Linked DNA regions of Homo sapiens: all the other regions are linked to region 3. A link is a contact called in ENCODE Hi-C or POLR2A ChIA-PET data. All regions are on one chromosome and are shown on one strand. The core of a region is the stretch at or near the end of the contact, and the rest is flanking DNA. Distances in the headings are between cores, read along the strand shown. Region 1 has its middle 58 kb from the start of DIPK2A. Region 2 has its middle 47 kb from the start of DIPK2A. Region 3 overlaps LOC105374140 (a long non-coding RNA gene).

Region 1 (4,186 bases), core at 365-2,864, 270 kb before region 3:
GTCGTGGTGTGTAGGGAGTGGGGAGGGACAGCATTAGGGGCTATACCTAATGTAAATGACGAGTTAATGGGTGCAGCACACCAACATGGCACATGTATACATATGTAACAAACCTGCACGTTGTGTATATGTACCCTAGAACTTAAAGTATAAAAAAAAATTTTTTTTTTTTTTTTTTTTTAGAGACAGGATCTTGCAATGTTGTGCAGTTAGGTCTCAAACTCCTAGCCCCAATTGATCCCCCACCTCAGCCTTCCAAAGTTCTGGGATTTCAGATGTAAGCCACCTGCCCTGGTCTATTGCTGTTCTTTATCTTGGGTTCTTAGGTAACCCAGCAATCTCACTTCTAAGAATCTACCTCAAAGATTCACAGGTAAAAAGTTAAAAGACATGTACATGCTATTTATTGCAAGATTATGTGCAGTAAATGACTAGGAAAAAATGGCAATGTCCATCAACTGGGACTGATTGACAGAACTATATTATATTCATACAAAAAATCCTGTTCAATTGTTTAAGGAAAGGAGGAATACCTGTGTGTACTTCTGTGTAGCAATCTTTGGGATATATTGTTCACTTAAAAAAAACATAATGCAGACAAAGCCATGCTTAATATCAGCTATTTATACAAGAAAGCAGCGTGAAAATAATCTTTCCTCCTTCATTCATTCAACAAATATACATTTATTTGTATCACTAATGACATAGTACATGTATTTTACACCAATGACATTCTTATCAGATTCCCATTAGGAAGATTTATAAGTGAAATTCAAAGACTTGGTGTTATCTTTGATTTTTCTTTTTTTCCTTGCCAGCCCTTTTATAAGTTGAATCCATAGGCAAAAATTCTGTCAATCCTATATGCGAAATACATTCCAAATCCTGTGACTTCTCACCATCTTCTCAACTATCCTCCCACCTGTTATCTCTCGTCTAAGTATAGCAAAACCTGTTTTCCACTTCTTATGTCCACTCTTGCATCATGAAAGCCTATTCTCTATAGAAGAGTCAACATGGTCATTTTAATCCAACTTCTTAAAATCTCCAATGGTTACATAACCCATTTAGAATAAAATCTAAACTCCTGACTATGGCCTATGAGACTTGCTCTGAGTCCTCTTATTCTATCACTTATATCTTTATTAACTATAATTAGGCTACAAAATCTGGTCCTGCAATCTGGCAAGCTATCTTGCTCAGAAACTTTGCTGTTCCCTCTGCTTAGAATTCTCTCCTCTTAGATCTTCACTGGATTGATTCCTTATCATTCCCATATTGCTTAAATGTCCTTTCCTCAGCAGGGCTTCTCTAACCACCTTATATTAAATATCCTTGATCTTTTTTCAGTTCTGCTGAGTCCCTTTTCTGTTTTTTTTTTTTCCAGACTGATTTTTCCGTCTCTGAAGTGATGCTAAATTACTAAATTATATTTGTCTCCCTAACTAGAAGGTATGCTTCTGGAGAGCCAACAGGGTCTTTCTCTTGCTGATCACCAAACTCCTGGTCCCTAGCATGTGATAGAAACTCAGTAAATATTTGCTGAGAGAATGAATGTATCTTTATAAAATGAGACTGAGTAACTTACAGATGCTAAATGGGGAAGTGGGAAAGGGGAAATGGAGTGAAAGTGAGAAGTGGTACTGCCACGTAAATTTTCACAGCTGAGAGTAATAGTGAACATCATTGTGTTGTTTTACATCACCACCATCTGGATTTGCCAGAAATATTGCTCTCTGGAGCCCATGTCATTTTTCCTGTGTTTACGGAATGCTCCCAGGGTGTGTGTGTGTGTGTGTGTGTGTGTGTGTGTGCGTGCATGTGCATGCATGAGCATGTGTGTGTAGGCAGGCTTCTCCAATAGACATGAAGAATAAAGGACTGACAGTTTTTAGTACTGCTGCTTCCCTTTCCACCAGTAAGATGTTAGTGGCTAAACCCAGTACTCCATTCATTAACACCACAGAGGCTCAGCAACAGGAGATGGGCAGAGTGGTGCTGGGTCCAGTTTTGGGCCCAACAGCAGGGTCTGAGAGCTGGTTGAATGGCCTGTGTGACTTGTAACTCATTCCATGCTTCATCGTTCCATGTCAACAATGGTCCAGGCAGTATGCCCTCAGGTACTACTGAGTGTCCCCCAACTTCTTAACAACTTTTTTTTTTTTTTTGACAGAGTCTCACTCTGTACCCAGGCTGGAGTGCAGTGGTGTGATCTCGGCTCACTGCAACCTCCATTTCCTGGGTTAAAGTGATTCTTGTGCCTCAGTCTCCCAAGTAGCTCGTACCACCACACCAGGCTAATTTTTGTGTTTTACGTAGAGACGAGGTTTCTCCATGTTACCCAGGCTGGTCTCGAACTCTTGGCCTCAAGTGCTCTACCTGTGTCAGCCTCCCAAAGTGCTGGAATTACAGTCGTGATTTACCATGCCCAGCCTTTATCAACTTTTATTCCTCTTATTCTGATATTATATCCATGAGGAAATTGTGGAAATGTATCTCTATCTGTCTATCTATCTGTCTATCTATCTATCCATCCATCCATCTATCACCTATCTAGATATGTATCTATCTACCTATATATCTATCTATGATTCCTATATCTATCTATGTCTATCTACCTAATCTATCTAATAGGTTGATGATATAGGCATAAGGCCTATCTAGACAGATAGAGAGATAGATGATAGATAGATAGATAGATAGATAGATAGATAGATAGATAGAAAGATATATAGATAGAGGGATAAGGCACGTATTTGGGACTTTAATAAAAGAAGCACTCCGAATCTTAAAGATTATGGTGTTTAGACACAAACTCTGAATATCAGTGTGATCACTTCATTCTTTCTAGCTGAGTGGTTGTATCACATGCAAGATCAAAATGCTGTGACCTAAACTGTTTTCTTCTCTGCTGCATTGGAGAATTTTCCACGCCCCTGCTCCTCACCTCGCTCCTTTCCTTTCTCCACACCTGTTGTAGCTTATGTCAACAGGAGTACTTAAATGCAACTAGTTATAAGTCTCATTTTATTTGAGAGACTGTTCACATTTGATATCAAAAAAATACAAAATGTTTTGATATGTTACATAAAAGTCACCATGACTAGGCCCAAATGAAAATTTCATATACAAATTTTGCAATAGCAATAATTATTATTATATTTTCAATCACAATTACCCTGAAAATAACTCTGAATATTTTTATGTAAATAATGAGCTCAAAAAAATCAAGGAAGTCATGCATTTGAAATCCCAAACACATTTGATCAGATCGTATTTGCTTTAAAACGTTTTTTAAAATAAAATTCATATAGTATTTTTATCTAGATTTCAGTGGAGTGGAAAAAAATATATTCCTAAGTGTTCTACAAAAGTTATTGAATTAAGGCCCAGATACCTGCTTTTTTGAAAACAATTAAAAAATAGGAATAAATGGAAGATCAAAAGTTATTCATTAGGATTTATCAAACAGGAAGACAATTAAATGCAATAAATATTATTTTGCTTTGAATAAGTAAAGTTTAAAAAGGATGCAACAGAAACAACTTTAAAAAAATTAGTAGCTTGTTTTGTTTATATTATTAAAATTTAAAACATATAAAAAGTAGAGGGAATACTACAAAAAACTCCTGTGTATCTACCAGTTAGATTTATAGTTATTAAAACTTTTACCATATTTGCTTCATCTATTTTTTCTGAAGTTTTAAAAAATAAATTATGGACATCATGACATTTTATCTCTAAATTCTTCAGAGACCATCTCTTTAAAAATAAGGACAGTTTTCCAAATAACTATAATTCTATTATCACAATTAAAAATATAATAATAATTGCCTTATTCTCTCTACTGAGCTCATAGTCAAATTTTCTATGTTATTCAAAAATCTCTTCTACAATTATAGTTATTAGAATCAGGATCCTCATGAGGGACACACATTGCATTTATTTGTGATGTCTCCTGTATGTTTTAATTTAGAACACTCCCTTTTCCTCCCTTCCTCTTTTTTCAATCTTAATGATATTAACTTGCTAATGTGACTGGTCCAATTGTGTTGTAGAACAGCTTGCTTTTTGAATTTGTTTGTTTCCTGGTGGTGCTGTTTTAACTTGTTCTATCATATTTTTCTATAAACCAGAAGCTCAGTCTTTAAGAGTGATTATATTCAGGTTGAATATTTGTGGGGTT
Region 2 (4,447 bases), core at 877-3,376, 370 kb before region 3:
GATGGGGGTGGCTGGGGAAAGAGGCTGAGTGGTGTCCACAGAATGGGTCATCCTATACACTTGATTATTAAAATCCTCCTCTGTGAGGTCACCTGTTGGTGCGCCCTCACATGGAATACAAATATCTTCACAGTTTTTGACCACTCAGAGAGGTCCATCCACATACCTGTTCCCCAAATTTCTTTGTCCCCAATTTTCCACTCATGCTTCTTTCAAGTCCCTGACCATCTGGCCAAACCATTGGCTATAGCCCATGAGTCAGTACATAATCACACATCTGGCCATTTCTCCTTCCATGCAAAGTGCACAACCACATGCACTGCTCAAAGTTCTGCCCACTGGGAAGATTTCCCTTCCCTGCTGTCCTTCATGAATGTCCTAGAAAGAGGCTGTAGTGCTGCAGCTGTCCACTTTCGGGTGGTGCCTGCATATCATGCAGAACCATCTGTGAACCAGCCCCTAGTCCTATGTTCCTCTGTTGACCGGTCATAGGGAACTCTCCATGAGGCCACTGGTGCAGGCTGAGGGAGAGAAGGCAGGGTAGAAGGAGTGGAGACATGGGCATTTGAACCACTTCCTCATGTAAGTTACTTGTGCCTGCAGGACCTGCTCGAGCCTGATCATGTATATACCACTTCCACTTGATGATGGAATGCTGCTGTGCATAACCCACTTTATGGCTAGATGGGTCAGAAAGCACCCAGTTCATGATAGGCAGTTCAGGTCGCATGGTGACTTGATGACCCATATTCAAACATTCAGTTTCCACCAAAGCCCAGTAACAGGCCAAGATCTGTCTCTCAAAAGGAGAGTAGTTATCTGCAGAAGATGGCAGAGCCTTGCTCCAAAATCCTAGAGGCTTCTGCTATGATTCACCTATGAGGGCCTGCCAAAGACTCCAAACAGGATCCCTATCTGCCACTCACACTTCAAGCATCACTGGATTTGCTGGGTCATATGGCCCAAGTGGCAGAGCAGCTTGCACAGCAGCCTGGACCTGTTGCAGAGCCTTCTGTTGTTCTGGACCCCACTCAAAACTGGCAGCCTTTTGGGTCAGTTGATAAATGGGCTGGAATAACACACCCAAATGAGGAATGTGTTGCCTCCAATATCCAAATAGGCCCACTAGTTGTTGTGCCTCTTTCTTGGTTATAGGAGGGGCCAAATGCAGCAACTTATCTTTCACCTCAGAAGGAACATCTCTGCAGGCCCCACACCACTGGACCCCTAGAAATTTTACTGAGGTAGAAAGTCCCTGAATTTTAGTTGGATTTATTTCCCATCCTCTGGCACACAAATGTCTCACCAATAAGTCCAATGTATTTGCTACTTCTTGCTCACTGGATCTAATCAGCATAATGTCATCAATGTAATGGACCAGTGTGATATCCTGCAGAAGTGAAAAGTGCTCAAGGTCTCTCCGAATAAGATTATGACACAAAAAGAGTTGATATACACCTGAGGCAGGACAGTAAAGGTATATTGCTGGCCTTGCCAGCTGAAGGCACATTGCTTATGCTTATGGACAGGAATGGAGAAAAAGGCATTTGCTAAGTCAATGGCTGCCTACCAGCTACCAGGAGATATGTAAATTTGCCCAAGCAATGAAACCATATCTGGTACAGCAGCTGCAATTGGAGTCACCACTTGGTTAAGCTTATGATAAATCCACTATCATTCTCCAAGATCCATTTGTTTTTTGCACAGGCCAAATGGCAGAGTTGAATGGGGATGTGGTGTGAATCACCACCCCTGAGTCTTTCAAGTCCTTAAAGGTGGCGCTAATCTCCGCAATCCCTTATGGATGCGATATTGTATTTGACGTACTATTTTTCTAGGTAGAGGCAGCCCCAATGGCTTCCATTTGGCCTCTCCCACCATAGTAGCCCTAACTCTACCAGTCAGCCAATGTGGGGCTTCTGCCAGCTGCTAAATATGTCTATGTCAATTACGCATTCTGGCACCGGGGATATGACCATAGGATGTGTCCAGGTACCTGCTGGACCCACTGTAAGTCGGACCTGAGCCAAATTCCTCAGAGCGATATCACCAAAAATCCATTCTCATCATGGAGATGAAATAGAAAGCATGTTTGGTATCACACGGCCTTCTCTCTATGAAGAGCTCTTCAGTTTCATTTCAACTTTCATGAAGGAAATTCTATACCTGTGGGAATCCACTTCAAAAACAACAGACTAAAAAAGAAAGAAGAAAAATGAAATCCATTATACCAATGGTAGCTTCTCTCTTCTGTTTTGCTCTGTTTCTTCAATTTGTAAAATTCATGCCAAAGACCATTAGGGAACATAATTTGAATTGCTTCATTCCAAAGTTAAAGGGTTGAGAGAAAAAAAAAAGAGAAAAACTGCCGCAAAATGGAAACAGGCCTTCTTTCATTTTCTAACACATGAAATTGACTCTCACTTTCATTTCTGAAGTTGTATTAAGCTTTTTCCTCAAATTAAATTATAAATACTTGTATCTGACGCTAAAAAGGAACATGCACGAGTGGTTATCTAGAAATGCCATGTTTCCTGCCCACATTCACATACACACACAGGCACAGTGGTGTGTTTGGCTGTGAAAGCCATGCTTTGGACCACACATCCAGCACCGTTGCAGTGGTCAAGTGGGCACCCCAGGGTCTATGAGTCTACTCTGTGCCAAGGATCATTTTGGTTATTTACATATAGTAAATAACCAACTTTCAAATGTGGGAGGACAGAACAATGGTACAGACTTCTGGCCACAGAAGCTTTGGGATCTACTCCCTGTATTTAAATGCTTCTTTCTGTGACTGTTTCCCATACCAATGTTGCATACCAAGTATGAGTACCTAGGAGTACTCTTCTTCTCACCCTTGCTCTTACTGAATATATAAAAATTGGACTGACCTAAAATGTTAATGCTGAAAAGCTGAGGTGGCCCTCACTGACAGCCAGCAGCCTTTGTGTGTTGGTATTGGTAAGTTGGCCAGAACTGGCATCTATAGTCATAATTCCTATAATCGTATACTCTATACACTCAATATTTTCCTCAAGCAATTCATTATATTTCAGCTGCCTGTGGGCTCTGCACACTGCTAAGATGTCAAATATCACCAGAAAACTTATGAATATTATAATGAACAGCCAGATGCCATCTGAACCAGTCTCACCTGATGAGGAAAGTTCTATACTTCTATCTCTAAAGAGTGTCAACCACCCCTTCTTCAATGCTATAGTGTCAGGAATTTTGCTGCTTTGTGAAAGAAACTACTATGTTGTTACATGGCTCTGAACAAGGATGTTTCTATTTGTTTCTTTTGTTTTCTACACTGAGCTAAAATCTGTCCTATAACATCTAGGCTCTCCTCTCGTTCCACCATCCTGGATAGAATCCAATAAGTGAGTCTGCTGATGAAAACTTGCGCAGAGAAAGTAGTTCTCAAAGTGTGCCTCTCAGAGGGTACACCACCTCTCCCTAAAGTCATCTCTCTCCTCTCTCTGGATACAGCATCCCCATCTGCTCTTCACATTGAGATCCTATGTGAGATTTCATTTTCAGAATGGGCTCTTGTGTTCCATTCAAAGAGACCCCTGCCTAATCCCATAAGGCACACAGAGACTGTCCCACCCTGGGCAACCTGTGGACACATGCTGTGAGTGCTCACTCTTCAGGAAGACTGATGTGGTAAGCTTAACCTGGTCTATTCCCACAAGCTAACTTACATAAATTAAATCAAGAGAAAGAGAACAAAAGCGTAAGATGCTTTATAGCTTCCTTTTTGTTGGGTAATTGACCTTCCATGCGTGTGACTTTGTAAATCTGACAGAGAGTAAAGGAAGCTGGCCTGTCATTGCCCAAGATGAGAACAGGAAAGTAGGGCATGAAGTCCTCATTTTCAGTTATCCATTTTGCTTATAAAGAGACAGCTCACCTCAAGGGGAAAGAAAAAGTGACCAGGTTGTGTTGCAGAGTCTGACCATGGATGACTCTCTTTGAGTATCTCCTTCCTAAGAAGGGTTTTTGTTCATTCTTGAAATACATAAAGTAAGATCTCACCTGTCAGGGCTGAGAAACCAGTACAGGTAATATCTGTTACCTCAGTTTTTCTTGAGTAGAAAATGAAGCAACTTTATTCAGAAACTTGACTAATAACTATCTCTTGGCATTTTGAATGTTTTATTCACTACTGTATAAAAAGAATCTATTCATTTAGTTAAGGCCTGGAAGAAAATAAAGTCTTCTATTCTGCTAATATATTCTAGAAGAAGGAGAAGAAGAAAAAGCATGAGAAGAGGAGAAGTAGGGGGAAGAAGAGAAGGAAAAAGATGGAGAAAGCAGACAGGGAAGGCGAGGGACAGGGGATTGGAAAAGAAGGGAAAATTTCCAGCTCTTTGGATCTGACGGCTAAACCACTTCAGTTGCCTATTAGGGGTGAGTGGTCTGTTTGACTGTAGCCCTG
Region 3 (4,618 bases), core at 51-2,550:
AGACAAACTTTATCACAATACTGTTCATTTCATTCATGTTTAGTGGATAGCTATTGTATTTGGGCACTTGTTAGGAGTTCTTGGTGCAGGTTCTATTATATTGTATACAAAATGAAAACATTCTCATAGTTCTAGATTATTCATTTTACTATTTTTATCAGAAAAGATCTTAAAAGAAAGATTACAGCTAATTTTTACATAAAGAAAAAACTCAGCATCAATTAAATATTAATATAAGTTGAAATAATCTGTTGTATACTCATCAATATTTAATCAAGATTAACCCAACTAATAGGTAGAGCTTAGGTAGTTATATAAGGGTGCATTTTTCAGCTCACTTATGCTAATGATGTCTTTGGGTTGGTGTTATTATTAATATTTAATCTTTTTTACATTAAAATGGAGACATTTATTGATTTGTTTTTAAGATAGTAAGCAGCATTAAAGAAAGTACAGCTTAAAATAGTTAAAATGACCCAAAAATTTTAATGACAATTTTACATTTATGGCTAAATGAAAATGAATAGTTTTTAATAATTAATTCACTTAAAAATGTTTGCTTAATAATTCATCAAAATTAAACAGATACAAGGCTAACTGGGATCTGGGAACCTTGTAAAATAAAGTAATGCCCCTTTATCCTTCTCGAAAAAGTTGTGATCCTAATAAAACAGTGGTTTTGTTCTTCCCACACAGGCCACCTTTCCATTCTGTCACTTCTCAGTGACAATGTGTCAATTCTCAGTATTACTGGTTTGTGTGAATTCAAATTTTGGTTCCACTAAAAATATTTTCAATAGACAGTCAGAGAAATATGACCTATTTACCTTCTACTTAGAGAGGGGAAATATGACCTATTTACCCTCTACTTAGAGAGGGTAAATATGACCTATTTATCATCTACTCAGAATCAGTATCGTAACATATTTTGGTGAGGTCAAATGTTCTCACATAATTATAAATATTAAAAGGTAAAATTTTTAATATTTCAACTTTAAGAGACATTACATTAAAGCCCTTCTATGGATAAGAATAACCAATCACACACAAAAAAAATCAAACACAAATAATTTATGCTTCAAAGACAATTCTTTTAGAGTACATTCTTTTTCCCTACATTAGAAGTTATAGATGATAGAGTCTTCTCTGAGAACCTGTACAGGGCCAATCATAAGAAAAACAGTTTTCTTAGGCTGGCATCTTTCCTGCAGTAAGACCACTTGTTTGTGATGAGAACAAATGTGGTTGACAAAAGTGACAGGTCCTGACTAATAACTAAAGCAAGGAAGTTTCATTTTAACTGACAACTCAGAATATTTATACTGCAGTTTCTTGTGAGATTTAATCATGAACTGACAAAAATTTAGCCTCTGCCAGTGTAACCTAAGGAATCTGACATTTGAAAGAATCTAACTGATAAGTTCAATATCTCACTATTTAAAATGATCCCCTATCTTAATTCAGATCCTGTGAATGTCAGTCTTTAGACCCCCTTGTCTTATTTTCCCCAACCAACTGCTTTCGTTAAATTTTGCTTTAACCTTATGCTTGCTGTTTTTATAAAGGGTGGTCTGAATGGAATTTTTGTGTTTTCTAATCACATAATTGAAGCGATGTGTTCTGATGTGCCTTCTGCGTGTTTTCATGTCATAAATTCCTGCTTGAGTTTAGTTCCAGGAAGTAACAAAGACTGTAGAGACAAATCTGTGTACTTTTGTTTGTTAGATAATGAAAAGAATGTGGTTCAACATGTTATTCTTTGTGTTCTAACTGGCAGAAAATTTGGGGCTCAGTTCAGTGTCCAACCAAACTGTCACCCATTGCAAGAAAAGAGTAATATCTACTTGCCTTTGGCCCATTTGTATGATTAAAACTATGTTGTATTCCTAATTGGTCTGCCACTGCAGTCTTCATTTTTGACATCATCTCATTTTTTTTTTTCTTAAATCAAGCTATCCATTTGTAAGCTACTAATTTCTTTCAGTCATTTTCCCCATAAACTTTTTGTAAAGCATCAGTGATTTCACCATTCTTCCACCCAAGATTCACTATAAATTTGGTGATTTCTCTTACTTCAACTTTAGTAAAATTCATAATGTTCTGATAAGAGCTTTTTTCAAATTGATGTCTTATTCTTGTTAGTACTCCAAACTAGATCCTGTTATAATATGGTAATATTAGCTGGGTGCGGTGGTTCACACCAGTAATCCCAGCACTTTGTAGGACCAAGGTGGGTGGATCACTTGAGCCCAGGAGTCCGAGACCAGCCTGGGTAACATTGCTAAACCCCATGTCTATAAAAAAATACAAAAATAAGCCAGGCCTGGTAGTGCATGTATGTAGTCCTAGCTACTTGGGAGGCCGAGGTGGGAGGATCACCTGAACCTGGATAGTTTAGGCTGCAGTGAGCCGTGATCATGCCACTGTACTGCAGCCCGGATGACAGTGAGAGAGACTTAGTCTCAAAGAAATGAAAATAGAAAAATAAAAACATGTTAATACAAGTTTATTTTGGTGCAAAAATATTTTGATGCAAACAATTTTGAAGTCCATGTATAGTTTTTTCATAATATACATTTTTCATGAACTTTTTGAAGACTCCTTGTGTATGTGTATGTGTATGTGTTTGTGTATGTGTGTGTGTGTGTGTATTTGATTCCAAATATTGGCTACCATAAATGCTGCAAGGAATCTGGAAGTGCAGATACCCTTTATATACTCACTTTATTTTCAGTGGAAATATACTCAGAAATGAGATTGTTAGGTCTTATGATAGTTTCATTTTTAATTTTTTCAAAAACATTCACACTGTTTTCCATAATGGTTATTCTAATTTACATTCTCACCAGCAATATATGCAATATATAAGGGCTTTCTTTTCTCCATCTCCTTGCCAAACTTGTTACTTTTTGTCATATTGATAGTTGCTATTTTAACAGGTGTGAAATGAAAATTCATTGTGGTTTTAAATTGTATTTCCCTAATTACTAATGATCTTGGGCATTTTTTCATATACCTGTTGGCTCTTTGTCTTTTGAGAAATTTGTCTTTAGATTCTTTGCCCATTTTTAAATCAGATTATTTGTTTTCTTATCATTGAGTTGTTTGCATTATTTGTATATTTTGGATATTAACTCCTTATCAGATGTTTGACTTGCAAATATTTTCTCTTACTCTGTAGGTTGTCTCTTCATTCTGTTTATTATTTCCTTTGCTGTGCAGAATTGTTTTTGTTTGAAGCAATCCCATTTTTTAAGTTTTATTTTTGTTGCCAATGTGTTTGGAGACATACCCCCAAAAATCATTACCCAGAACAATGTCAAGAATCTTTTCCCCTGTTTTCTTCTAGTAGTTTTACAGTTACAGGACTTACATATAGCTATCCAGTCATCTCAGCATCAGTTAAGTTTTTAACACATTTTGAGTTGATTTTTGTATATGGTGTTATATAAGGGTCAAATTTTATTTGTCTACATATAGCTATCCAGCCATCTCAGCATCATTTATTGAAGAAACTTTCTCATTGTGTGTTCTTCACCCCGTTGTCAAAGATCAATTAGCTGTAAATGCCTAGATTTATTTACAGGCTCTCTATTCCACCTGTTGGTCCACATGTGTGTTTTTTATGCCAGTAACATGCTGTTTTGGTTACTATTGCTTTGTGTACTATATTTTGAAGTCAGGTAGTGAGAAGCCTCTAGCTTTGTTCTTTTTATTAAAGATTGCATTAGCAATTCAGGGTATTTTGTGATTCCACACAAATTTTAGGATTTTTTTCTACTTTTGATATTGGTATTTTGATAGGGATTGCACTGAATCTGTAGATCACTTTGGGAATTATGAACATTTTAACGATATTAATTCTTCCAATACATGAACATAGGATATCTTTCAACTTGTTTGTATCCTCTTCAATTTATTTTATCAGTGTTTTGTATTTTGTATTGTAAAGATTTTCACCTTCTGGTAAAGTATATTCCTAAGTATTTTATTTTTTTGATAGCTATTGTAAATGGCATTGCTTTCTTAATTTCTAGTTCAGATAGTTCACTATTATTGGCATATAGAAATGCTACTGATTTGTGTGTTGATTTTTGTATTCTGAAAATTTACGAAATTCATTTATTCAAATAAGTTTTTATAGTCTATTAGGTTTTCCATATATAAGATCATGTTGTCTGACAATAGGGAAAATTTGACTTTTGTGTTTCCAGTTTAGATGCTCCTTATTTCTTTCTCTTGCCTAATTGACTAGGACCTCCAGTACTATGTTAAATAACATTGGTGAAAGTGGCCATCCTTGTCTTTTTCAACTTTTCCCCATTCAGTATTGAACTGTGAGTTTGTCAAATATCTCCTTTACTGTGTTGAGATGTGTTTCTTTTATACATAATTTGTTGAGAGTTTCTAGCATGAAGGGATATTAAATTTTATCAAATATTTTTATTTCTGTGTATTGAGATAGGTTTTTGTCCTTCACTCCATTGATGTGATGTATCATGTTCATTGATTTGCATGTGTTCAACCATCCTTATATCCCCAGGATGAACCCCACTTGATCATGGTAAACAATCTTTTCTGATGAGCTGTTGGATTCGGTTTTCTAGTATTTTGTTGA

Evidence for each region. Hi-C counts contacts between places; a loop is a spot of excess contacts on that map. ChIA-PET counts read pairs that join two places held with the same protein, here RNA polymerase II (POLR2A). Pooled maps may share reads with other maps.
Region 1: a map with no recorded cell type shows a loop between it and region 3 (8-fold over the local background). The contact joins two enhancer-like sites. A Hi-C loop is called at or near these places in 16 of 37 single-sample maps with no recorded cell type and 4 of 50 pooled maps.
Region 2: a loop to region 3 is called in a pooled map, with 4 times the contacts of the local background. The contact joins two enhancer-like sites. A Hi-C loop is called at or near these places in 1 of 37 single-sample maps with no recorded cell type and 2 of 50 pooled maps. POLR2A ChIA-PET finds 5 or more read pairs at or near these places in 1 of 52 experiments (activated CD4-positive, alpha-beta T cell).

Annotation. Positions count from the first base shown.
Region 1 is chr3:144,027,302-144,031,487 of GRCh38, forward strand. No RefSeq gene overlaps it. Among named protein-coding and RNA genes, the nearest start is that of DIPK2A, 58 kb to the left of the region's middle. Within about 2 kb of position 1,615, at least 3 of the 41 ENCODE cell types and tissues checked have a DNase peak (open chromatin) inside an H3K27ac peak, as active enhancers do.
Region 2 is chr3:143,922,590-143,927,036 of GRCh38, forward strand. No RefSeq gene overlaps it. Among named protein-coding and RNA genes, the nearest start is that of DIPK2A, 47 kb to the right of the region's middle. Within about 2 kb of position 2,127, at least 2 of the 41 ENCODE cell types and tissues checked have a DNase peak (open chromatin) inside an H3K27ac peak, as active enhancers do.
Region 3 is chr3:144,294,096-144,298,713 of GRCh38, forward strand. The region is part of intron 2 of LOC105374140 (a long non-coding RNA gene); the gene reads left to right. Among named protein-coding and RNA genes, the nearest start is that of DIPK2A, 320 kb to the left of the region's middle. Within about 2 kb of position 1,301, at least 2 of the 41 ENCODE cell types and tissues checked have a DNase peak (open chromatin) inside an H3K27ac peak, as active enhancers do.